Regions from separate parts of the Homo sapiens genome. Here regions 2, 3, 4 and 5 are each linked to region 1. Evidence: chromatin loops called from intact Hi-C (ENCODE). Cell type or tissue: B cell. All regions are shown on one strand.

Region 1 (5,000 bases):
TCCTCATCTGTTAAAAAGGATAATAATGCTACACACCTAACTCATAGTGTTTTGTGAAGATTTAAAGGAAAATTATATATATAAATAAATATGTGTGTGTGTATATATATATATATATATATATAAAATTGAGGTTCATCCCCTGTCATCAGACAAAGAGAAAGTCAGTTATCAAAGAAAAGCAGCTAATGGCAGAAGAAGCTGCAAGGACTGTTTTATCTGGTAAGAAAAACTACATTAATTATTTGGTATATTTCCAGTTCCTGAATCCATAAGCATAAATGTTGTTCAACTTGCCATGCATTTCCGAGGGTTCTCTTTATTCCCGAATAACCCTATTTTGTAGAGTAAGAATGACCTTTGACTGGGTGCAGTGGCTTATGCCTATAATCCCAGCACTTTGGGAGGCTGAGGCGGGAAGATCACTTGAGGTCAAGAGTTTGAGTCCAGCCTGGCTAATATGGCGAAACCTTGTCTCTACTGAAAATACAAAAATTAGCCAGGCATGGTGGTGCATGCCTGTAGTCCCAGCTACTTGGGAGCCAGAGGCAGGAGAATTGCTTAAACCCAGGAGGCAGAGGTTGCAATGAGCCCAGATCGCACCACTGCACTTCAACCTAGGTGAGGGAATGAGACTCTGTCTGGAAAAAAAAAAAAAAAAAAAAAAAAAAAAAGAGGACCTTTATTGAAAATTTGGCTCAGAATGGAAACATGTCACACTGACCAGAACAATGGCTCAGTGTGACTCCTCTAGCTCTCAGGACCCTGAGTCTGGAGAAATTGTGCAGGAAATGGAAATTAACCATGAAGTATGCTAATGAAAGTGTTGTTAATGAGCCTTCACTAAGCTTGTGGCTTTAGTGCTTCTTTAAGTACACTTCCTAACAGGAACTGGTAGCAAAAGCACTGAACTTGGAATCCTACTCTGCCTCCTTCCCCTAGTTGGGGGCAAGTTCATCTCTGAACCTTTGTTTCTTCTTCTGAAAAATGAGGACCTGATTTCACCTCCTTACTTCTCTCCTAGGGTTGCCGAAGAACCCAACGCTCGTGAGAAGTCTTTGTTCAAGGGAAGCCTTATACATGTGAGGAAGTAAAGTTAGGAGGCTGATAATTATTAATACATGCACCCAAATAAGATGTGGGGAAAGAAGGAGCACTATTTGGAAGTATTATGAGAATACCTGTGTGATTTGAGGCCAATGTATTGTGACCTGCATGTTTTTCATGGAACAGCAACCATCCCTGAAAATATTCTGGAGGTCAGTGGATAAATATACTTTGATAAACAAACATTTGCTTCCTACCCAATCTCTAGGCCTGTAAGTAAAGAGGAAGGCAGAGCAAACAGGACATAGTCTGCATGTTGATTTGTTTGAGGCTGGTCCAGATGTCTGGAATCTATCCCATTATTTTTCAGTTAATTTCTCCACCTTTCTCCCCCTCCTCATTTTTATCATCCGAAGGCCTAGAAGGCAGGAGACCAGGGTTTCATTCCCATTTGGTCTTGGACTCATATTATACCCCTGGACAGGCTTAAAAATAGTTTATTTTGTTATTTTTTGGCCTGCTTGACAAATAAACTAAACAACTTAGTATGTGGGGGTATGGTAATAGCCTAGAAAATGTATTTACTTATAAGCTTCAGAAATTGTGTAAAAAGAGAGAATGAGGCTAAAGTCCAGAATACTCTGCCTGGCACACAAAGGCTGCCACAATCTGGCTCCAGGCCCCACTCCCCCAACTCCTTCATCCCCTTACTCTTTATCTGAAAATGTCTTATTATTTCCCCATACCTATACCTTAGTGCTGACTGGTTCCTTGTCCTGAAATAATCTTCCCTTCTCCCTCTTCTATAACAGGTAAATTACCCTATATCCTTGATGATCCAGCACATCCAACATGACTCTATCAACAATATAATCACATTGGGTTATAATTATTTTTGTCTCTCTGTCATAAGAGACTGGGAGTTCCCTCAAAGACAGTATCTATTTATTTCTATGTCTTAACACTATTCCTACCACAGAATTGTCAACTGGCATTTATGGAAGGGAGGGTGAATGAAAAGGGAGAGATGGAATGAGGGAGAACAGAAAGGAAGAAGGGAGGAAAGTGAATTGGATAAAAACCAGAATTCCAAGTTCAGATATATGGTTTGAATTCTAATCCAGTCACTTTGTAGTTAAGATGCTTTGTAGCTGAATGTGTAGAGCAAATTAACTTCACATTTCTAAGCCTCAGTTTCCTTATCTGTAACACTGGGCTAATTCTCTCTAGGCCTGTCTGCTTCACTCACTCCACTGCATGGAATAAGGGAGGGAGAAATAAGAGAAGGTAGAGATGAAAGAGAAAACAAAGAGACAGAAAAGAAAACTGCAATCTCTGAGAAAGGGAAAAGTTTAAGGTTGGGGTAAGTGTACCTCCGGTTGTAGGAAACAAAAACCACTAGAGGGCAATGTTAACGCAGGGAAATTTTCCCTAGTAACAAAGGGAACAACCCACAACTGGATGGGCCAGGTCACACAGGAGCCAGTCCTGATGGAGCTCAGTCAGAACTGTGAATCCCCTGTTAGGTTTGGTATGTCGCACCCCAGATGACTGACATATATAAGAGCCACAGCTGCCTAGTATTCACAAATGGTAAGAGTGAGTCATTATTTGTTAGAATAAGGCTGCTTGAGATTGTTAGCGTCTATCACTAAGTTACAATGTGTTTGAGTTCTCATAAACATGCTGGAATGCCACACTTCTTCCTCCTCACAGCAGGGTCTAGAGTCTGTCTTCTTGCCTGTCAGGCTGTCTTGCATCACTACACAAACTCTAAGACCCTCCCGGGCACCATGTTTTTACTCCTTTCCATCAAGCACACATTGGATTACAGTGTTTACCTGCTCAGAAGCCACCTGGTGCTCTTCATTGCCTCCTAAAGAAAATTCAAAACTTTCAGCCTGGTTCTAAAGGTTTATTATAATCTGGTACCAACAAACTTTACCAGTGTCCCTCTTTGCCCTTTCATCAACCTCCGTGGAGCAGCCAGGCTGGACTGTTCCCTAGTCTCTGAACATATCCTCTGCATAGTTCTATTGACTTGACTTGGCTCCGTCCATTGGAATCTTCCATGAGATGAAACCTTAATTATCTTTAATGACATTGTCACACAACATTATTCCCATAGAAGCTTTCCTAATTCTACTAGTCACAAATTATCAGATGCTTGAGACTCGTCTGTGCTTTATCTATGCCTTTCACTTATGGCATTGATCACATTCTACCTTATGTTAGATTTGTTTAATTTATTTACTTATTTATTCTTTTGCTTAACATATATTGGTTGTATATTTTATATCAGTTCCCATGTGAAGGACTCATAAAAGATTAAGGCTTAATTCTGGCTCTCCAGGATCTAAGTGTCAAACTAGAGAATGACAGATATATAACACCACATTAGTTTTGCGCATGTTACGTGATAACAAAGGCACATCAAAGGATTGAGGAAGCTAGATTGGAGCCATACTGGAATGCCAAAAAAAAAAGAGATAGATAAGAAGACAGAGAGTGTATCTTCAGATAACTGCTCTATCAAATACTTAGCATGTCAATAAGTATTGACTCTATCCAGTAGAAAATGCGGCATTATAAGGGAGTTTTTAATTGGAGAGTGGGCCAAGGATTTGTGAATTGGGCCAAGGATTCCAGAGGAGATAAGAGGGGCAATTACAATACATGTCTATTTTCCCTACTAAATGTGAAGTTGCTTGGGAGCAAGAATTTTGTCTTACCAAATTATGCCCCCATGTCATCTGGAACAGGGCCTTTGTTATTGAAAGTTTATGCATTTGCGGAGTTTCCAGATTGGAAGAGACTTTAAGGATTATCTAGTCTTTGTTCTACAAATGAGAAAGGGAAACTATGAGAAATGAAGTGGGTTTTTTTCAGTCAACCAGTTTCTTTTTCTTCTTTTTAAAAAAATTATTATATTTTAAATTTCAGGAAACATGTGCAGAACGTGCAGGTTTGTTACATAGGTAAACGTGTGCCATGGTGGTTTGCTGTACCTATCAACTCATCACCTAAGTATTAAGCTCAGCATGCATTAGCTATTTATCCTGATGCCGTCTCTCCCCACCCTCCTGACAGGACCCCGTGTGTGTTGTTTCCCTCCCTGTGTCCATGTGTTTTCACTGTTCAGCTCCCACATATGAGTGAGAACATTCTGTGTTTGGTTTTCTGTTCCTGTGTTAGTTTGCTGAGGATGATGGCTTCCAGGTTGATCCATGTTACTGCAAAGGACATTATCTCATGTTTTGTTTTGTTTTGTTTTGTTTTGTTTTGTTTGGGCTGCATAGTATTCCATGGTATATATGTACCTCATTTTCTTTATCCAGGCTACCATTGATGGGCATTTGGGTTGATTTCATGTATTTGCTATTGTGAATAGTGCTGCAATAAACATATGTGAGCATGTATCATTAAAACAGAATGATTTCTGTTCCTTTGGGTATATACCCAGTAATGGGATTGTTGGGCCAAATGGTATTTCTGGTTTCAGATCCTTGAGGAATCACCACACTGTCTTCCACAATGGTTTAACTAATTTACATTCCCACCAATGGTGTAAAAACATTCCTATTTCTCCACAGCCTTGCCAGCATATGTTGTTTCTTGACTTTTTAATAATCGTGATTCTGACTGGTGTGAGATGGTATCTCATTGTGGTTTCGATTTGCAATTCTCTAATGATCAATGATGTTGAGATTTTTTTCATATGTTTTTTGGCCGCATAAATGTCTTCTTTTGAGAAGTGTCTGTTCATGTCCTTTGCCCACTTTTAATGGGGTTGTTTATTTTCTTCTAAATTTATTTAAGTTCCTTGTAAATTCTGGATATTAGACCTTTGTCAGATGGGCAGATTGCAAAAATTTTCTCCCATTCTGTAGGTTGCCTTCTCACTGTGATGATAGTTTATTTTGATGTGCAGAAGCTCTTTAGTTTAATTAGAT
Region 2 (5,000 bases), 110 kb after region 1:
GGGCTGTGTGGATTGAAGGGATCCAGTGACGTTTACTGAGTAATTGAGAAGGTACTGATCTCTAAACCTCAGTGCTTCATGTCCTTCCCTGTGATCTTGGAATGTAATTCGTCACTACACGTTTGGCCAGAAATTGTCCCCAAACTTGCCAGCCCATGTCTTGATCTCTCAGTGACCCCTCCCTTCAATCATGGCTCTCTTTAATATCACTCACCTAGAGCCTTGACTCACCAAGAGTCTTGCCATGGACTCTCTTTTTCTCTCCTCTGGACCTCCAACCCCAGTCTGTCTCCCCTGGGTTCCCCTAGCCCCTGCCCCTCTCTCTACAATGGCCCCAGTCTCACCTCTTCCCCTCTCTCAGCCTCCTCTCAGCCCAATTCAATACAGCTTTATTCTCTAGAGCCTTCTCTGCAGCCCCTGTCCCTGTCACTGTGCTGTTGGATTTACACCAGACTCTCTCCCCTCCCCTTTACAGCTCTCCCACAGCCCTTCCCCAGAGCGGTCTCAGGGCCAGAGGCTCTCCCCAGCCCAACTGGGACCAACACATTCCAGTCTGGTGCAGCAGGGTCCCAGGTGACTCATGCCCTTATTTAGCAGGCAAGGAGAAGCCTAGCTGGATGGCCAGAAGGCAGGCTACTGGGAAGTTTGAAACCCTTTAACAGAGCCAGCAGGCCGACCACATCATCTCTGGTCACTGAGCTGTTTCGTGACAGTCCAGGTTGCAGTCCAGGAGCAAGTTGTGCAGTCCAGGAGTAAGTTGTACAGTCCAGGAGCAGGCTGTGCAGCCGTGCTCCAACGCTGTAGGCCCTCTTCTCTCTCTCCCTCTCTCCTGATACCTAGGCCACACTCACTTCCTGGCCTTCCAGGCACTCCCACCAGTCGGGGCCACCGGGACTCTGGGCAGTAGGTTGCCAAAGAGAGCTTTGCAGCTGTGGCATCCCCACCAAAGCTCCAGCTGCAGGCACTGCAGATTTCTCACCTGCTGGAATTGCAACCCTGTGGTGCACACCTCCCCCATCCTTCGGGTGAAGGCGGCACAGGACAAGCCCTGCACTAGCCAGCCATGTCCCAGATCTGGTTAGCCAAGGCACGTGGACACCTGAAACAAGGATCCGAGCAAGGTAAGTAGTTGGGGCCGTAGGAAAGGAACAGGTGGCCATTGCGCTCTATGGCCACCAAGATGCATGCAAGGGTGTGGTGGGAGATAGGGCTGAGGGAGGGAGCACCTCAGGACCAACTCCACCCCTCATAGCTTGGAAGCCCTGCCAACATCCCACTTTCACACCCCAAACTTGGAGGTGTTGAAGCCACCACCAAGGTGCGAAAACCACTTTTTTCTTTCCTGCCACGCCGGGAGAGCGCCCTGCAGAGTCAGATCCTGAGAGAGTAGGCTGCCATGGGCCTCTGTAGAGCTGGAATTCTCCCTAGTCTGAGAGGTGCAGCCTGGGCAGAGACGCCTGAGCCCCCTCTCTAGAATGCAGGTGATGACTCCCTACCCTACCTAACACTCGGAGAGGGCAAGGATTTCCCTCTGCTCCATCCAGCTCCAAGAAGCTTTTCTCCACTAAGCCACAGTTTATTCATATGTCAAATGGGGATACCAAAATCCATGCACAGAGCTACTGTGAGGATTGCAGTCGGTAATGCATGTGAAAAAGCACAACACAGATTTTGGCAGACAGTGTGCACTCACTTTTACTTCTTTCCTCTTGACTCTCCAACCTTTAAATGATAGAATTCTGGCACATTTCCTGCGGGGTTGGATTCTGCACCACCTAAGCACAAATCATGCTGAATTAGCTACCTCAGCATCAGGCTTAGTAGGAAAGTGGGGGTTGGCAGACAAGGTCCAGAAAAAACAAACAAACAAAAAAAAAAACCAAAAAACAACACCAGAGAGGAGAAACCAAGGTGACTGAAGAAATTCAGGAAGAGAAAGAGGCCAAGAAAGTGGAAAGAGACACCAGCAGGGACATAGAATCTGAAAACAAAGTGGAGCTCTGGGGATTTGAACAGGGAAACTACAGGAAAAAAAATTAGACCCCAGAAAAAAATGGGTGAAGCCTCAGAGATCTAGAGAGGATACTAGAAAAACAGATGATGCCACAGGGACATAGGGGATAGGGAACTCCAAGAGACCAAGAAACCCCAGAAACCTAGGAAAGAGGTAAGATTACAGAAAATGGATGAAGCACCAGTGATACAGGGAAGGGTCTCAAAGAAACAGGACTGCAGAAAAGGCATAGAATCATGAGGAAGAAGAGAAGCGTTCCTAAGAGAACAGAAAACTGCAGAAGAATATTAGAAAGGTATTGTGCCAGGGATTTAGGTAGGGGAACATGGAAAAGAGAAAAGCCCACAGGTCTCAGATGGCAGATAGGAGGCAGGACTAGCTTGCAGCTCCCACTCAGACAGACAGAGCAGCATGTGAAGACTCACATCATGAACTTTTGCTCCAAGAACTACCGCAGGAACATACCAGGAAAACTGAGAGAATTCACAGACCCTCTGAAGGAACTGGAGCCACTGTAGGCTCCCTGAGATACCAAAAAACTGAGTCTACTTGCTTTCTCAGCAAGGATGCTGGTGGTCACTCGGTGCTGTTGGGGGTGGGTGTGCACAGTGGGAGTGAGACTGGCCTTTAGAACTGCAGGCTCCTTGGGAGCAAGGTGAGGCCTGTGACTGTCTGATTTCCCCTACTTCCCTGGTTACCAGTATGACTCAGCAGAGGCAGGCATAATTCCCCTGGGACTATAACTCCATTGTCCTGGGAACCACACAATCGCAGTGAGCCCTGCCCAAGGACAGTGTGAGCTCGAGTAGTCCTATCCCTGGCTCCACCTGGTGGTGTTTCTCTACCGGCCTTGGTTGACGAAGACAAAGGACATAATCTCTTGGGAGCTCTGTGGTCCTGCCCACCACCTGAGAAACCTGAATACTAAACCAGGCGACCCCAAGGCAAGTTTCTCTCTATACTTCTGCAGCTGATACACTCTTGAAAGCACTACCTCCTGGCTGGATGCCAACAAACAACCCTCCTAGATTAAAGCAGGAAGAAATAGGAACTCTGAACAGACCAATAACAGGCAATAGGAAAAGGATTCCGTATTTAATAAAATGTACTGGGAGAACTGGCTAGCCATATGCAGAAAATTGAAACTGGATCCCTTCCTTACACCTTATAAAAAAATTAACTCAAGATGGATTAAAGACTTAAATGTAAAACCCAAAACTATAAAAACCTTAGAAGAAAATCTAGGCCATACCATTCAGGACATAGGCATGGGGAAACACCAAAATGGCACATGTATACATATGTAACAAACCTGCACATTGCGCACATGTACCCTAAAACTTAAAGTATAATAATAATAAAATTTTTTAAAAAAAGAAAACGCCAAAAGCAAAAATTCACAAATGGTATCTAATTAAACTAAAGAGCTTCTGCACAGCAAAGAAACTATCACCACAGTGAACAGACCACTTACAGAATGGGAGAAAATTTTTGCAATCTATCCATATGACTGAGGTCTAATATCCAGAGTCTGCAAGGAACTTATACAAATTTACAAGAAAATAACAAGTAACCCCATTAAAAAGTGAGTAAAGAACATGAACAGATACTTCTTAAAAGAAGACATGTATGCATCCAACAAACATATGAAAAAAAGCTCAACATAACTGATCATTAGAGAAATGCAAATCAAAACCACAATGAGATACCATCTCATGCCAGTCAGACTGGTGATTATTAAAAAGACAAAAAAAAATTAGATGCTGGCAAGCCTGCGGAGAAATACTCTGTTGGTGGGAATGTAAATTAGTTCAACCATTGTGGAAGACAGTGTGGCGATTCCTCAAAGACCTAGAACTAGAAATACCACTTGAGCCATCAATCCCATTACTGGGTATATACCAAAAGGAATATAAATTATTCTATTATAATAGAATAATTATAATAATAATTATAATAGATACATGCATGTGTATGTTCATTGCAGCACTATTCACAACAGCAAAGACACGGAATTAACATAAATGCTCATCAATGATAGCCTGGATAAAGAAGATGTGGTACAAACACACTGTGGAATATTATGCAGCCATAAAAAGGAATGAGATCATGCCCTTTGCAGGGACATGGATAGAGCTGGAAGCCATTATCCTTAGCAAACTAACGCCAGAAACAGAAAACCAAGTACTGCGTGTCCTCACTTATAAGTGGGAGCTGAATGATGAGAACACATGGACACAAGTGGGGAATGACATACACTGGGGCATTTCAGAGGGTGGGGGGTTGGAGGAGGGAGATCATCAGGAAGAATAGCTAACGGATGCTGGGTTTAATACCTAGGTGTGGGCTGATCTGTACAGCAAACTACTGTAGCACACATATACCTATGTAACAAACCTGTACATCCTGCACATGTACCCCTGAACTTAAAATAAAAGTTGGAAATAAAAAAAAAAACAAGGAAATCCTTTTTTGTCCCTAGGTCACAAATACATTTTCCTAATTTTTTTTAATTAACTTTACAAATTTTTACTAACTTTACATGTTTCATCTTTAATATTTAGATGTTTAATCAATTTTGAATCCATCCTTGTATGTAGTGTTAGCCAGGGATTCAGTTTTATTTTTCTTAATATAGTGAGCCAGTTTTTCCAACATTATCTACTAAATAATCCATTCTGTCCCGATTAATTTTTGGTGGAACCTTTATTGTATATTAGGTTTTCATTTATACTGATTTTTTTTCTTACTTGTCTGCTTCCTTCAAATGAGAAGATCTACTTGACAGCAGGGACTGTCTGACTTGTATGCTCAGGACATAGCACAGTGCGTAATGCATAGCGAGTGCTCCATGAATATTTCCTGATTGAAATAATAAATAAATGCAGCAACCATAATATTTTTTCTGAGCCTATTAATTGACCGCAACTTGGGATAAAATATTTTCAACTTTAAAGTGAACATTTATGTTTCATGTATTTTGCAA
Region 3 (5,000 bases), 260 kb after region 1:
ATTACAGAGCCATATAGAACCATGATGTGTCTGACTATAGAGCTTGTACCTTTTCTTCTCTAGCATGCTATGTCCTAATGCCAAGTACTCATATGAGCTTACGACTCCTGAGCTTCTCAAGTGATTAATTGCCTTGTCTCTCCTTTGGCCCAAATTTCCCATCCAGGTAATAAACTTTGATCACTTCTGCATCGAGATATGCTTCCTGGCATTCCCACTAGACCCAAGCGACAACCACTTTGGGGAGAAGCCATGTCCCCCAAGTCATCGACCTTCATTGCTCACCAGGTCACCCTTCCCCTTCATAGCTTGGATCAAGTATCAGGAAACCTGAGCAAAATGTTCATGTCTGTCTCCAACTAGCTGTATGATATCAAGGTAGCATATTTCCTCTCTGGGCCTCGCCTTCCTTATCTATCCAAATTGGGGAGTATGGCTTCAATGATCTCTTTTTTCTCTTAAGTTCTATCATTGTACTAATTACATTACAAGGTTATTTTGCAAATGGTTAATAAAAACAATCCCATTTCCCAGCTACCTCTTGCTGATGTGGATAATTAGAAACATGTTTAGAAAAGATCAGTGGGGGTGGGAGGTAATGAGGAAAGTTCAAAAGGCTTCCAGAATTCAATGGCCAGTTGATTCCCTGACTCTAAGTCAATAGGCAGCTGGAACTGCCAGAAAGTTTCAGATGGAGAAATGTGAATGCTTATGTTGAAATGTAATATTGGCTTTTTGCAGAGGATGAAGGTAGTGGGTGGGCGTGAACAGAAAAGATTTTTTTAAAGCACCTTGTATATCATCCTAGATCTAAACAGGGCCCAAGGCCCAATTAACAGTTCTAATCATTTTCCACAGGGTTGCAGAAGAATAGTGTGTCCAGATGCAATTGGTGGGAAAAGGCAAGATCCAAGAAACAATCCAGCTGAGAGAGAGAGAAAAAAAAAGAGAGAGAGAGAGAAGACCCACTGAAGATGCTGAAGAGAAGAAGATGGACCATGAGGGCCAGGATATTAGGTCATGGGGGGAGAACAGACTTGGAACAGAAGTAGTAGAGCAGTGCTATGGTTTGGATGTGGTTTGTCCCCACCAAAACTCATGTTGATGCTTCATTGCCGGTGTGGCAGTGCTGGGAGGTAGAATCATTAAGAGGTAGTATGTAATGAGAGGTGTTTCAGTCATGGGGACCCCTGTCCCTGTGAATTACTTGACCTTTTGTCACATTATGAAACAGCACAAAGGCCCTCACCAGAGGCTGAGCAGGTGCTGGTGCCATGCTCTTGGACTTTACAGCCACTACAATTAGGAGACAAATAAGCCTCTTTTCTGTATAAAGTAACTAGCTCCAGGTATTTTATTATAAGAACATAAAATGGGCTGGGCGTGTTGGCTCACGCTTATAATCCCAGCACTTTGGGAGGCTGAGATGGGCAGATCATGAGGTCAGGAGATCGAGACCATCCTGACTAACATGGTGAAACCTGGTCTCTACTAAAAATACAAAAAAATTAGCCGGGCATGGTGGTGCGTGCCTATAGTCCCAGCTACTCGGGAGGCTGAGGCAGAAGAATAGCTTGAACCTGGGAGGTGGAGGATGCAGTGAGCTGAGATTGCACCACTGCACTCCAGTATGGGTGACAGAACAAGACACTGTCAAAAACAAACAAACAAACAAACAAACAAAAACAAAACAAAACAAACATAAAATGGACTCAGACAAGCAGCAACTGGTCTTTGCCTGTACTAACAGACTAATTGTAGAGGCTAAGAGACTCCAAGACTGAAAGGAAGTGAGGTAGGCACAGACTATGCAGCCAGTCCCAGAAATCCCAGGAGTGAGACCGTTAGCCTCTTTTTGCACCACGTTGTCTGTTTCACTATTGGGTGGGAGTAGGGGTGTGATAAGAGAAGGAGGATTAGCCAGGTGTGGTGGCTCATGCCTATAATGCCAGCACTTTGGGAGGCCAAGACAGGTGGATCACCTGAGGTCAGGAGTTCAAGACCAGCCTGACCAACATGGTGAAACCCCGTCTCTACTAAAAATAGAAAATTAGCTGGGTGTGGTGGCACATGCCTGTAATCCCAGCTACTTGGGAGACTGAGGCAGGAGAATCGCTTGAACCCAGGAAGCAGAGGTTGCAGTGAGCCGAGATCGCGCCATTGCACTCCAGCCTGGGCAACAAGAGTGAAACTCTGTCTCAAAAAAAAAAAAAAGAGAGAGAGAGAGAGAAGGATCATGGTGACTAAAGTAGTTCTGAGATCCAGAGTAACTCAGGAGAAGTTGGGCAAAGTAATACCTAAAGTGATGTCAAAAAAAAAAAAAGAGAGAATTCAGGCTCAGTGCTGGGGGGAGGGAGGGTGATCTCTCTGAGCACTGTCTCTTCCTTTGTGAACATAAAGAAATCAGAAACATAAATGTTCCACTTCCTTAGGCTCTAGGGCTTAAAGAGATGAGTAATATCTCTCAGCCTGCACTGAAGTCTCAAAGTGAGAAATTGAGGACGTGGCGGGAAGGAAATATGGTCTGAAATCAGAATTGAAACTGAAAAAGAACAAAGAACAAAAATGGATGACTCCTGACCCCAGGCTACAAGGAAATCTCTAAGGCCCATGGGGGTGCTGTGAACCATTTTATCAGGCAACTCTAAACCCCTTTTCCAAGCCAAGTTTTTCTTGCTTCCAGCTTTGCTTCCAGTTGAGACCTCCATTCCAGAGGAAAGAGAAACCTTATTTTCAAGTGAGAGCTTAGCATCTAGCTTCCAGTTCCAGGAATAACCTCTGTGGCTCCAGTGACTAGGGTCCTTATCATTCCACTCTGAGAAATGGTCCTATCCCTGAGGAAAAAGAAAATTCTTTATTGGCTCCCTTTGACCCGACAGCCAGCTTATCGGATCTGAGCCAGTATTTCTCAAAGCTCCCATGGAAAAAATCCTTAAGCAGCAGAAAATAATGAATGCATATACCCAAGGGACATAGGGGGTGTGGTAGGATGGGGTAGGGGGAGATAATAGGTAGATGGCTGTAACCCAGCTATAATTTCTTTGAAGCCTCAGGTTTAATTATTTGTGCAAATTTTATATTCTACTCCATAAATAATGAATTTTTAAAATTATTGCAAGTAAAATTAATGCTCTAGAATACTAAACCACATTCATCTCACAGCTTTGTATCCCTCCTGGAACCTGCCCCATACACCTAAAGAAAGTAGGACTTCAGTTTTTAAGACACTAGCTTAAGAAACTGGAGGTTGTGTATTCTACTCAGCTCCATGACTGTGGAGAGTTACAGGGTTCAAGCAACATAAAATGGAAAACTGAGGTGCAGTGAAAAGAAAAGATCTGCCTTGGAGTACATCCTCGTTAATTATCAGGAGCTTCTGGAAGCAAGAAAAAAAAACCCTTTACCTCCTTTTGACATGTGGAGGCAACCTACATCTGAGGTCTGTAGAGGGGAGCGGAGATCAGGTCAGCTTAGGAGCCCAGAGATTCTCTTCTTGAATCCCCCATGCATTTATCTGAGTAAACAAACTAGTGATGTCATCAGCCACTTCAAAAGCCCAGAAATTCTCTTCTTGAATCCCCCATGCATTTATCTGAGTAAACAAACTAGTGATGTCATCAGCCACTTCAAAAGCCCAGAGCATGGCCGGGCGCAGTGGCTCATCCTGTAATCCCAGCATTTTGGGAGGCTGGGGCGGGGCAGATCTTTTGAGCTCAGGAGTTCGAGACCAGCCCAGGCAACATGGTGAGACCCCATCTCTACTAAAAATACAAAAAGATAGCTGGTGTGGGCACCTGTGGTCCCAGCTACTTGGAAGGCTGAAGTGGGAGGATCACTTGAGACTGTGGGGTGCGAAGGTTGCAGTGAGATCACACCACTGCACTCCAGCCTGGGTGACGGAGCGAGACCTTGTCTCCAAACACACACACACACACACACACACACACACACACACACGAGCGTGCACGCCTAGAGGAGAATGAGGGAGTAATGCTGGAGCCACAAGAGAAGAACTGTGTGAGAAACAATGTGCAAAACTGCATCAATGCCCAAACACCTGAGACCCCCAAGATACCATTACAGATTTGGCAGCATCTGCATCAGCCACCCACCTGAAAGCAAATTATTGCACCACTGGAAAGCACCAAGATGGGCTACCACTATTGCTGTTTCTGTTATTACACATTGCCTGTGGTCAAGTGGTCACCTGCTCTATAACAGAGAACATACTCAGCTGAGGTTCTAAGTTTCTTTCTTTTATCGTTTTTTGTTTGTTTGTTTAGAGATAGGGTCTTGCTGTTAACCAAGCTGGAGTGCAGTGGTGCAATCATAGCTCACTGTAACCTTGAACTCCTGGACTCAAGTGATTCTCCAGCCCCAGCCACCCAAGTAGCTAGGACTACAGGCATGCACCACCATGCCCAGCTAATTTTTAAGTTTTTGTAGAGATGGGGTCTCGCTATGTTGCCCAGGCTGGTCTGAAGCTCCTAGCCTCAAGTGATCCTCTCACCTTGGACTCCCAAAGCACTAGGATTACAGGCATGAGCCACCATGCCCAACCTAGCTAGGGTTCTAAGTTTTGGAAGCAGGTAAAGTGGAAGAAGGTTCCAGAGGACAGTTGATCAAAAGCATTAGAAAAACTGGAAATGCTATGTGCCCTGGTTTAAGCCCCAGCTATACCACTTCCTAGCTATATGACCTTAAACAGATAATTTCACCTCTGTAAGCCTCAGTTCCTCATCTGTAAGATGGAGATCCTCCTACTATAATATATGTTAGTTATTTTATAAAATGAAAAAAAAAAAGGTTTACTGTCCTTATTGCAGAGTATTCAAGTCCTAAGTACTTTACTGAGCCAGAAGAACTTCCTGATTTCATAGCTCCCTCATCTGAACTCTCAGGGCAATGCCACCTACTTTAGTCCTTAATAAGAACCACCAATATTAGAATGCTTGGTATGCACCAGGCATTTTACTTATTTGAGGATTAAATCACAAAAT
Region 4 (5,000 bases), 92 kb after region 1:
ATCTAACTGTGTAGGTCAAAAAATATATTAAAAATGGAAGAGCAAGGAGATATTGACAAATTACACTACTAAAATACGAAATATAACACACCTTTTTCTCAGTGTTGATGAAGCAAACAAAAAGTCAGTAAAGATATAGGCAACTTGAACAAAATGATGAACACATTTGAAATAATACACATATTATAGAATTTTGCACCCAGCCATTGAAGAATACATATTTTAAGGCATGAACGAGCATTTGTGAAAATTATACCATAAAGTTAACCTCAAAAAATTGCAAATAATTGGTATCCTGCAGCTCAACAGAATGCAATTAATTTAGAAATTAATAGCAAAAAGATAATTAAAGAGACATTTAGGTATAGAAAAAATATACTTTTAAACAACTCATGAATCAAAGAAGATATCAATGGGAAATCTGAGAATATTTAGAGCTGAAAAAATAAAATAGTACATAACAAGACTAAAGCAGTATCTGTTAAGAAATTTTTGGCTATAAGTGTTTACATTAGAAAAGACAAAAGGCTCAAAATTGAAGGTATAAACATCCAACTTAAAAAGTTATAAAAGGAAAAGTATAATAAGCCCAAAGAAAGTAGAAGGAAGGAATAACACACACATAATTTCACAAAGTATTGTCAGATTGTTCTTCAGATTACCCTCCCACCAGTAGTGCCTGAGTAGTGCCTATTTCCTGGTATGCTCACCAATACTTAGTGTTTTTCTCTTACTTTTTGTCAATCGTATCCATGTAAAGTGGCTTTTCATTGTTTTAACACATACTTCTCTGTTAACCAATAAACTGAATAAATTTTTATTTACTAATGAACTATTCAGGTTTCTTTTTGTGAATTATTTTATTTTATCATCTTCAAATATTTATTAGATAGTTGAGAGATATTCAAGAGATACAACTACATGATTGGTGACTGAACATGGGCATTAGAGAGAGGGAAGAGTCAAGAATGAGAATATCAATTTTTTGTTGTTGTTTGTTTGTTTGTTTGTTTGTTTTTTGAGATGAAGTCTCACTGTCACCCAGGCTGGAGTGTGGTAGAATGATCTCGGCTCACTGCAACCACCTCCCAGGTTCAAGTGATTCTCCTGCCTCAGCCTCCCAAGTAGCTAGGATTACAGGCACCCACCACCACACCGGGCTAATTTTTGTATTTTTAGTAGAGACAGGGTTTCACCATGTTGGCCAGTCTGGTCTTGAACTCCTGACCTCAGGTGATCCACCCACCTTGGCCTCCCAAAGTGCTGGGATTACAGGTGTGAGCCACCTAGCCTGGCTGAGAATGTCAATTTGGACATTGAAGTTACTTCCTCTCACCAAACAGCCCCATTTCTGCCATTCTTCATGGGCTATGGTGGCCTGCTCTTTTGTAATTTGACTTTTTGTCCTCTGAGCCAATAGTAGTTTGTTAATATTCCTCTAAAAGAGTAAGTCTCAGACTTGGAAAAAGTCCTCCAGGTCATCTGGTAGTGAGGCTAGGGCATGAGTTACATCTTTCTTGGAAGCAGGTTGATTCCAACAAAAAGATTTAAATTGTCCAAACACAGACAGCCTTTCTTCTTTTCATTCATCTATTTCATAGATGCTTTCTGTCAGTCATAAAGTACTGCTGTTTATGGAGACTGTCACTTTTCCTTGGGACACAAGCCAAATCACATGCTCCACTCAAGGTAGGTCAAAAGTATCCTTTAAAACAACAGAATAAAGTAGTATTTATGAGCACAGGCACTGAAGTCAGTCAGACATCGAGATTTGAATCCTGTTCTCACAATTTGTTATCTGTGAAATTTTGCACAAATTACATGATATCTCTGAGCCTCAGCTTCCTCACCTGGAAAATAACACCTATATCTTTGAAATGTTGTTAAGATTAAATGAGATAATGCAATATCAAGATCTTTGAACATGGCTATTCCTCCATGAACATTAATAATTGTGTGCTATTATTATTTGCCAATGTAATCATGCATGATTAAAAAGCAGAAATAAATTACACAAGAAGCATAATTAAATGTAAAGAACACTGATTCTGGAGTTAGGAAGCCTGAGTTCAAGTTCTAACTCTATCACCACTATTGAGGACTCTTGAGAATAGAAGAATAAATGTGTTTCATGATAAATAACTAGGTTGCTTCCAAGATGACCAAATAGTAACAGCTCCAGTCTACAGCTCCCAGCAAGATCAACAGAGAAGACGGGTGATTTCTGCATTTCCAGCTGAGGTAACTGGTTCATCTCATTGGAACTGGTTGGACAGTGGGTGCAGCCCATGGAGGGTGAGCCGAAGCAGGGCAGGGAATCGCCTCACCCGGGAAGTGCAAGGGGTCAGGGGATTTCCCTTTCCTAGCCAAGGGAAGCCATGAATGACTGTACCTGGAGGAATGGTACACTCCTGCACAAATACTGCACTTTTCCCAGGGGTCTTCGCAACCAGCAGATTTGGAGATTCCCTCCCCATGCCTGGCTCGGCAGGTCCCACACCCACGGAGCCTTGCTTGGTGCTAGCGCAGCAGTCTGAGATTGACCTGTGACACTGGAGCTTGGCAGGGGAGGGGCATCCACTATTACTCACGCTTGAGTAGGCAGTTCTATGCTCACGGTGTAAACAAAGTGGCAGGGAAGCTCAAACTGGGTGGAGCCCACCACAGCTCAGCAAGGCCTACTGCCTCTCTAGATTCCACCTCTGGGGGCAGGGCATATCTGTACAAAAGGCAGCAGACAGCTTCTGCAGACTTAGATGTCCCTGCCTGACAGCTCGGAAGAGAGAAGTGGTTCTCCCAGCATGGCGTTTGAGCTCCAACAATGGACAGACTGCCTCCTCAAGTGAGTCTCTGACCCCTGTGTAGCCTGACTGGGAGACACCTCCCAGTAGGGGCCGACAGACACCTCATACAGGTGGATGCCCCCCTGGGACGAAGCTTCCAGAGGAATAATCAGGCAGCAATATTTGCTGCTCTGCAGACTCCACTGGTGATACCCAGGCAAACAGTGCCTGGAGAGGACCTCCAGCAAACTCCAACAGACCTGCAGCTGAGGGGCCTGTCTGTTAGAAGGAAAACTAACAAACAGAAAGGAATAGCATCAGCATCAACAAAAAAGACATCCACACCAAAACCTCATCCATAGGTCACCAACATCAAAAACTGAAGGGAGATAAAACCAAAAAGATAGGGAGAAACCAGAGCAGTAAGGCTGAAAATTCCAAAGACGAGATGGCCTCTTCTCCTCCAAAGGAACACAACTCCTTGCCAGAAAGGGAAGAAAACTGGATGGAGAATGAGTTTGACTAGTTGACAGAAGTAGGTTTCAGAAGGTCAGGAATAACAAACTTCTCTGAGCTAAAGGAGCATGTTCTAACCCATCACAAGAAAGCTAAAAACCTTGAAAAAAGGTTAGACGAATGGCTAAGTAGAATAACCACTGTAGAGAAGAGCTTAAATGACCTGACGGAGCTGAAAATTACAGTATGACAACTTCGTGAAGCATACACAAGCTTCAATAGCTTATTCAATCAAGTGGAAGAAAGGATATCAGTGATTGAAGACCAAATTAATGAAATAAAGTGAGAAGATAAGTTTAGAGAGAAAAGAGTAAAATGAAATGAACAAGCCTCCAAGAAATGAGGGACTGTGTGAAAAGACCAAATCTACGTTTGATTGATGTACCTGAAAGTGACGGGGAGAATGGAACCAAGTTGGAAAACAGCCTTCAGGATATTCTCAGGAGAACTTCCCCAACCTAGCAAGGCAGGCCAACATTCATATTCAGGAAATACAGAGAACACCACAAAGATACTCCTCGAGAAAAGCAACCCCAAGACAAAATTGTCAGATTCACCAAGGTTGAAATGAAGGAAAAAAAGTTAAGGGCAGCCAGAGAGAAAGGTCAGGTTACCCACAAAGGGAAGCCCATTAGACTAAAAGCAGATCTCTCGGCAGAAACCCTACAAGCCAGAAGAGAGTGGGGGCCAATAATCAACATTCTTAAAGAAAAAAATTTTCAACCCAGAATTTCGTATCCAGCCAAACTAAGCTTCATAAGTGAAGGAGAAATAAAATCCTTTATAGACAAGCAAATGTGAGAGATTTTGTCACCACCAGGACTGCCTTACAAGAGCTCCTGAAGGAAGCACTAAACATGAAAAGAACAACCGGTATCAGCCACTGTAAAAACATGCCAAATTGTAAAGACAGTAGATGCTATGGAGAAAATGCATCAATAAATGGGCGAAATAACCAGCTAACATCATAATGACAGGATCAAATTCACACATAACAATATTAACCTTAAATGTCAACAGGCTAAATGCCCCAATTAAAAGACACAGACTGGCAAATTGGATAAAGAGTCAAGACCCATCAGTGTGCTGTATTCAGGAGACACATCTCATGTGCAAAGACACACATAGGCTCAAAATGAAGGGATGGAGGAAGATCTACCAAGCAAATGGAAAGCAAAAAAAAAGCAGGGGTTGCAGTCCTCGTCTCTGATAAAACAAACTTCAAACCAACAAAGATCAAAAGAGACAAAGAAGGCCATTACATAATGGTAAAGGGACCAATTCAACAAGAAAAGCTAGCTATAATAAATATATATGCACCTAATACAGGAGCACCCAGATTCAAAAGCAAGTTCTTAAAGATGTACAAAGAGACCTAGACTCCCACACAATAATAGTGGGAGACTTTAACACCCCAATGTCAATATTAGACAGATCAACAAAACAGAAAATTAACAAGGATATCCAGGGCTGGAACTCAGCTCTGCACCAAATGGACCTAATAGACATCTACAGAGCTCTCAACCCCAAATCAACAGAGTATGCATTCTTCTCAGCACCACATCACACTTATTCTAAAATTGACCACATAATAGGAAGTAAAACACTCCTCAGCAAATGTAAAAGAACAGAAATCACAACAAACTGTCTCTCAGACCACAGTGCAACCAAATTAGAACTCAGGATTAAGAAACTTACTCA
Region 5 (5,000 bases), 120 kb before region 1:
TTTTATTTTTGAGACAGAGTCTTGTTCTGTAGCCCAAGCTGGAATGCAATAGCACAATCACAGCTGACTGCAGCATCCACCTCTAGTACTCAAGTGATCCTCCTGCCTCAGCCTCCCGAGTAGCTGGGACCATAGGTTTGTTTTTTTACTTTTAATTTTTTGTAGGGATGGGGGTCTCACTATGTTGCCCAGGCTGGCCTTAAACTCCTGGGCTCAAGCTATCCTCCTGCCTTGGCCTCCAAGGTGTTGTGATTACAGGTGTGAGCCACTGCACCTGACCAGACTGTGTCATTCTTATTCAAAACTCTCAGCTGATTCCCACCACAGTACATGAAATAAGTCCAGCATCTGTATCTGACATTTACATTCTTCGACAGTTCAGCCTTATCCTCTGTTTTTTATTCCTTCTTACCTCACCTCTGTTCTCATTCATGTTGCGTGTGTGTGTGTGTGTGTGTGTGTGTGTGTTACAGACACACACACATCTTTTCACCACACAGGGTAGTTATTCTCTTTTCATGCCTTATACCATTGTTTCTCAAACTGACTATGGTGAAGGACATTTTTTTTAAGTTCTGATCTATCACAAATCAATACTTTATGAAATATAAGAATGGATTATTAGAAAAAATGATGATGTTTGGATGTAACAACAATGTCACGTTACTATATAAGTTTCTAAGGAACTACTCTCAGTTTTTATACTTATGTGATCAACAACCAATAACAAATGGTTTGCAGACAAGCATCATTCCACGGACCACAATTTGTATAACACTGCCATTAACTTTCCTATATCAATGCCTTTCATCAAGCCATTTCCTTTCCTGGACTGCCCTTTCTTCCCAACTTCATTCCTAGTATTTGCTTACCAGAGTTTTCATCTTTCAAGTCCCAGCTCAAATTTTACCTCCCTCTAGAAGTCTCATATACCCCAGTCAGAATTAATCTCTTTTCACAAATGCCCACCGTGCTTCATTTATAAGACAAACACAGTGCTTATCACAGCCTGATTTTTTTACTGAGATTTAATTCACATACTATACAATTCACCCATTTAAAGTGGTCAATTCTATCATATTTAGTATACACACAGTGGTGCAACCATAATTACAATCTAATTCTAGAATATTTCCATCACACCAAAGGAAATCCCCTGCTGATTAGCAATGACACCCCATTTCCCCCACTCCACACTTTATTATAGCCTGACTTTATTGTGGTTATTTGGATATGTATGTCTCCCTTTTAAAAAGTTGCATATTCTTAGAAGAGGGATATTGGCAAGGGGACGTTACTCATCTCTAAAGCAGGAACTATGAAGGAGTGTAGATAGGCTACAGTGTTGTTTTTATAATATTTATCACACATTTGCTAATCATTGAATTGTCTGTTTTATAGATAAGTTACAGACAAATCATTTGTTGAATGTTATAGACAAGTTTCAGAAACCTCTGCTTTAGAATCACCTTTCTTCAATAGCAGCATTTATTTCTCATGGCTTTATTCTCTGGGAATGTACAGATGTTAAGGAAAACTACATCGGCTGATGATCATTCACTCTCAAATGAGTTAGCCTTTTTCATTTTTTTTCATTTTCTGTGTTCAACAGGTTAGCAGGGTTTTTTTTTAATAAAGCAATATATATGAGATTCATCAAATATCCTGATGCACATTTTCTTCCTATGGAATTCTGTGGGAGAATTTTTATTCCTGTGACAAGTTTTCTAGAAAAACAAGTCTGAATTTTTCTATTTTGTGAGGTTTCTTGTGGAGATATATGATATATCCCCAACCACCGCAGGCATAATTCACTATTTCCTCCTGTATTCTCCCAAACACTTTTTATGGTCCTTACTCCAGTATTCAATCATGTTGTGTTAACAGTAGTCATGAAGGTATTTGTATTTCCTGCTAAATTATTAGCTTCTTGAAGACAGAAATTGCATCTCATTGGCCTGTTCATCCTCCACAGAGCCTAGCCAACTACCTGAGATGGAGTTGTGTTCAGTAAATGTTTGTTAAATGGATAAATAAGAAAATTAAAAGTTTTAGAGTGGAATGGCCATGGGGATATATGTTAGCTTGTTTGGTTTTAAATGTATTCTAAATTGAGAAATAATATATCTTTATTTTTAAAAAGTGGATCTTCAATAAAAAAAAAGAATCCTAAGTCATAACTTTTATATTATCTCCTCTAATAGAGGATGCGGGAATTAGAAATGAAAGTTAAACCTTTCACCACATGGGGGAGAAGTAATGCTTCAGAAAGTAATTCCTGAAAGAAATATGTCCCCTTATAAAATATATTCTGGCAACTCCCCCTATTGGTTAGGCATAGATTTGCAGCTGCCCTTGTTTAACCCCTTTCACCCCAAAGCTGGGGGTGCGGGATGTCGGGCTCTGTTTACCTAAAGTATTTTTACCTTTGACACATGTGTCAAGAAAACCTGAGGGAGAGTTTTTATTAAAAAGCAAATTATGATTTTCCTAGACTAGAAAATTCCCATGAAATTATTATTCTTAGTGAATATCAGCAGGGTGCCTGGACTACGCATAACATGCTTTATCATGTAGGACAGATGCCCTCTAGAAAATGCCCCACGGTATATTTCAGGGAAGTATAATCAGATAGAGTATGCATACAAACTTCAGACCAAAAGTGTATGATCTATTCAGGAGGATCCTGACCGTCCTTTGGAAGGGCGGGGTACCAAAGAGAGTGAGTAGACTGTAATATCTCCTTGGGACAAAATATAAGTTGGATAGGATTCAAGAATTCAAAATTCAGAGAGGAATTCTCACGCATGTGTTTAAAGTATTGCATACGAGGTAGCTCAAATAAATGTAGAGAAGATAGAGGGGTTTATGTTTAAAGATAAAAGGGGGAAAACTACTAAAGAAAAATAAGAAAAAGAGATAGAGTGATATAGAACCTAATAAAAGATCAAAGAAAAAAATACGTTTTCTTCCCATATCCAGTTTGAGTCTCTGGAGGAATTTGAAGATTGAACAATGTAGTCTCATTTGTAGCTTTTTCCATAGCAAGAACATTTTATTTATTGCCCTAGGTTATCCAGGAAATAGAAGCTGATTACGCCCCAGAAAGAAAGTAGTCACTACTCACATGAATTGACACATGAAGGCCTAGTGTCTAATATTTCAAAGGAAGTACTTATAAAGTTGAGGTTGCTTTTGGTTAGAATTCAGCTGTAGCTTTCTTCCTAGCAAAGTACATTGAGATTCCTCATGCTCGACACAGAGTAAGTTTAATATCTTATCACTTAAAGTACAGTGATCTTTATAATAATAAAATTCTGAAAACTAGGATTAATAATTTAAAGCATAAATGTTAGTCATTCTTGTGACTTATGTTTCAAATATGAGATAAAAAGTTCCCTTTTAATTTTCAGCAAAAACAGTTATGAGTGGTATTTTAAGCCCAAGAAGAAGAATTCTATGCCAAGTTTTGTTGCTAGATTATGATGGTATAAAGAATGTGATTCATATCCTCATCAGGGCATTTAAAAAACACTGCTCATAAACCGGAATAAGACAGAATCTCCCTGCATGTCTTTGGAAACCAATGCCTTCCTGAGAGAAGGCACAAAGGGAAAGTTAGACTTCTTAACACATGAAGAAACAATATTTCTGAAATAGTATTTTCATGTATACATACTCTGGCTAACAGCTACTGGTATACTTTGCTTCTTTCCTTACTTAGTTTCTGTGAACTATGAAACTCTGTGTGTGTTCATTAATCCAGATTCCTACATGAGCTTAAAGGAACAGGATAGGTAAGCCACATCTAGTTTCAACAAACATTTCAAAGTACCTCATTATGCTTGGTTACCATCCTTTCCTGACTCACTCTTAAGATAAACCAGACTGCACCTGGAAAGTAGCAGTTCCTTGCATTTTAAGAAGTATCTTACTGATACCCACTTAGCTTTCTCTGGATTAGTTATGTAGTCATTGTTGTGACTTTCTTCTTACATTAAAATACATACATATGCATATGCAATGCCTCCAATTCTTGTTTATTCAGAGGCAGGTGATCTAGATTGTCATCTCTTCAAGTCTCTTTGTTTCTTCTTTCTCATACTACCTTTATTTACATCATTTCCAAAGAGTGAGCAGAGCATTAAAAGGAGATGAAATTCAAATCAGTTAAGTCACGCTTTGGGTTCCAAGATGGCTGAATAGGAACAGCTCCAGTCTGCAGCTCCCAGTATGATCGACACAGAAGGTGGGTGATTTCTGCATTTCCAACTGAGGTACCTGGTTCTTCTCACTGGGACTGGTTGCACAGTGGGTGAAGCCCACTGAGGGTGAGGTGAAGCAGGGTGGGGTGTCACCTCATCCAGGAAGTGCAAGGGGTCAGGGATTTCCCTTTCCTAGCCAAGGGAAGCTGTGACAGATGGTACCTGGAAAATCTGGACACTCCCACCCTAATACTGTGCTTTTCCAATGGTCTTAGCAAATGGCACACCAGGAGATTATATCCCATGCCTGGCCCGGGGTGGGGGGTCCCACACCCAGAGCCTGCTCACTGCTAGTGCAGCAATCCAAGATTGAACTGCAGGCAGCAGCCGGGGTTGGGGGAGGGGCATCTGCCATTGCTGAGGCTTGAGTAGGTAAACAAAGCCACCAGGAAGCTCGAACTGGGTGGAGCTCACCTCAGCTCAACGAGGCCTGCCTGCCTCTGTAGACTCCACCTCTGGGGGCAGGGCATAGCTGAAAAAAATGCAGCAGAAACCTCTGCAGACTTAAACGTCCTTGTCTGACAGTTATGAAGAGAGCAGTGGTTCTCCCAGCATAGAGTTTGAGCTCTGAGAACGGACGGACTGCCTCCTCAAGTGGGTCACCGACCCCCGTGTAGCCTAACTGGGAGACACCTGCCAGTAGGGGCTGACTCACACCTCATACAACTGGGTGCCTCTCTGAGACGAAGCTTCCAGAGGAAGGATCAGGCAACAATATTTCCTATTCTGCAGCCT

The links. Hi-C counts contacts between places; a loop is a spot of excess contacts. Peaks named below come from ENCODE experiments on the same cell type or tissue, not always from the same donor. Only the 100,000 strongest peaks of a DNase experiment are listed, where the experiment ranks them.
Region 2: a loop joins it to region 1, with 5 times the contacts of the local background. A loop is called at or near these places in 13 of 110 quality-filtered maps.
Region 3: it touches region 1 in a loop (2.6-fold over the local background); 7 of 110 quality-filtered maps call a loop at or near these places.
Region 4: it touches region 1 in a loop (2.3-fold over the local background); 3 of 110 quality-filtered maps call a loop at or near these places.
Region 5: a loop joins it to region 1, with 12 times the contacts of the local background. A loop is called at or near these places in 4 of 110 quality-filtered maps.

The regions. Positions count from the first base shown.
Region 1 is chrX:65,983,890-65,988,889 of GRCh38, reverse strand. No RefSeq gene overlaps it. Among named protein-coding and RNA genes, the nearest start is that of MIR223HG, 29 kb to the left of the region's middle. In B cell, a CTCF peak has its summit at 2,426 (motif pointing right); a DNase peak (open chromatin) is centred at 2,479; H3K27ac peaks cover 1,454 bases.
Region 2 is chrX:65,869,872-65,874,871 of GRCh38, reverse strand. No RefSeq gene overlaps it. Among named protein-coding and RNA genes, the nearest start is that of MIR223HG, 140 kb to the left of the region's middle. In B cell, no CTCF peak of the experiment used is centred here; a DNase peak (open chromatin) is centred at 2,881.
Region 3 is chrX:65,721,362-65,726,361 of GRCh38, reverse strand. The region is part of intron 2 of MSN (moesin); the gene reads right to left. Among named protein-coding and RNA genes, the nearest start is that of MSN, 56 kb to the right of the region's middle. RefSeq lists a silencer at 3,281-3,575. In B cell, no CTCF peak of the experiment used is centred here; a DNase peak (open chromatin) is centred at 2,491; H3K27ac peaks cover 4,240 bases.
Region 4 is chrX:65,891,968-65,896,967 of GRCh38, reverse strand. No RefSeq gene overlaps it. Among named protein-coding and RNA genes, the nearest start is that of MIR223HG, 120 kb to the left of the region's middle. In B cell, no CTCF peak of the experiment used is centred here; a DNase peak (open chromatin) is centred at 2,577; H3K4me3 peaks cover 843 bases; H3K27ac peaks cover 211 bases.
Region 5 is chrX:66,107,629-66,112,628 of GRCh38, reverse strand. No RefSeq gene overlaps it. Among named protein-coding and RNA genes, the nearest start is that of HEPH, 54 kb to the left of the region's middle. In B cell, CTCF peaks have their summits at 2,115 and 2,314 (motif pointing left); a DNase peak (open chromatin) is centred at 2,338.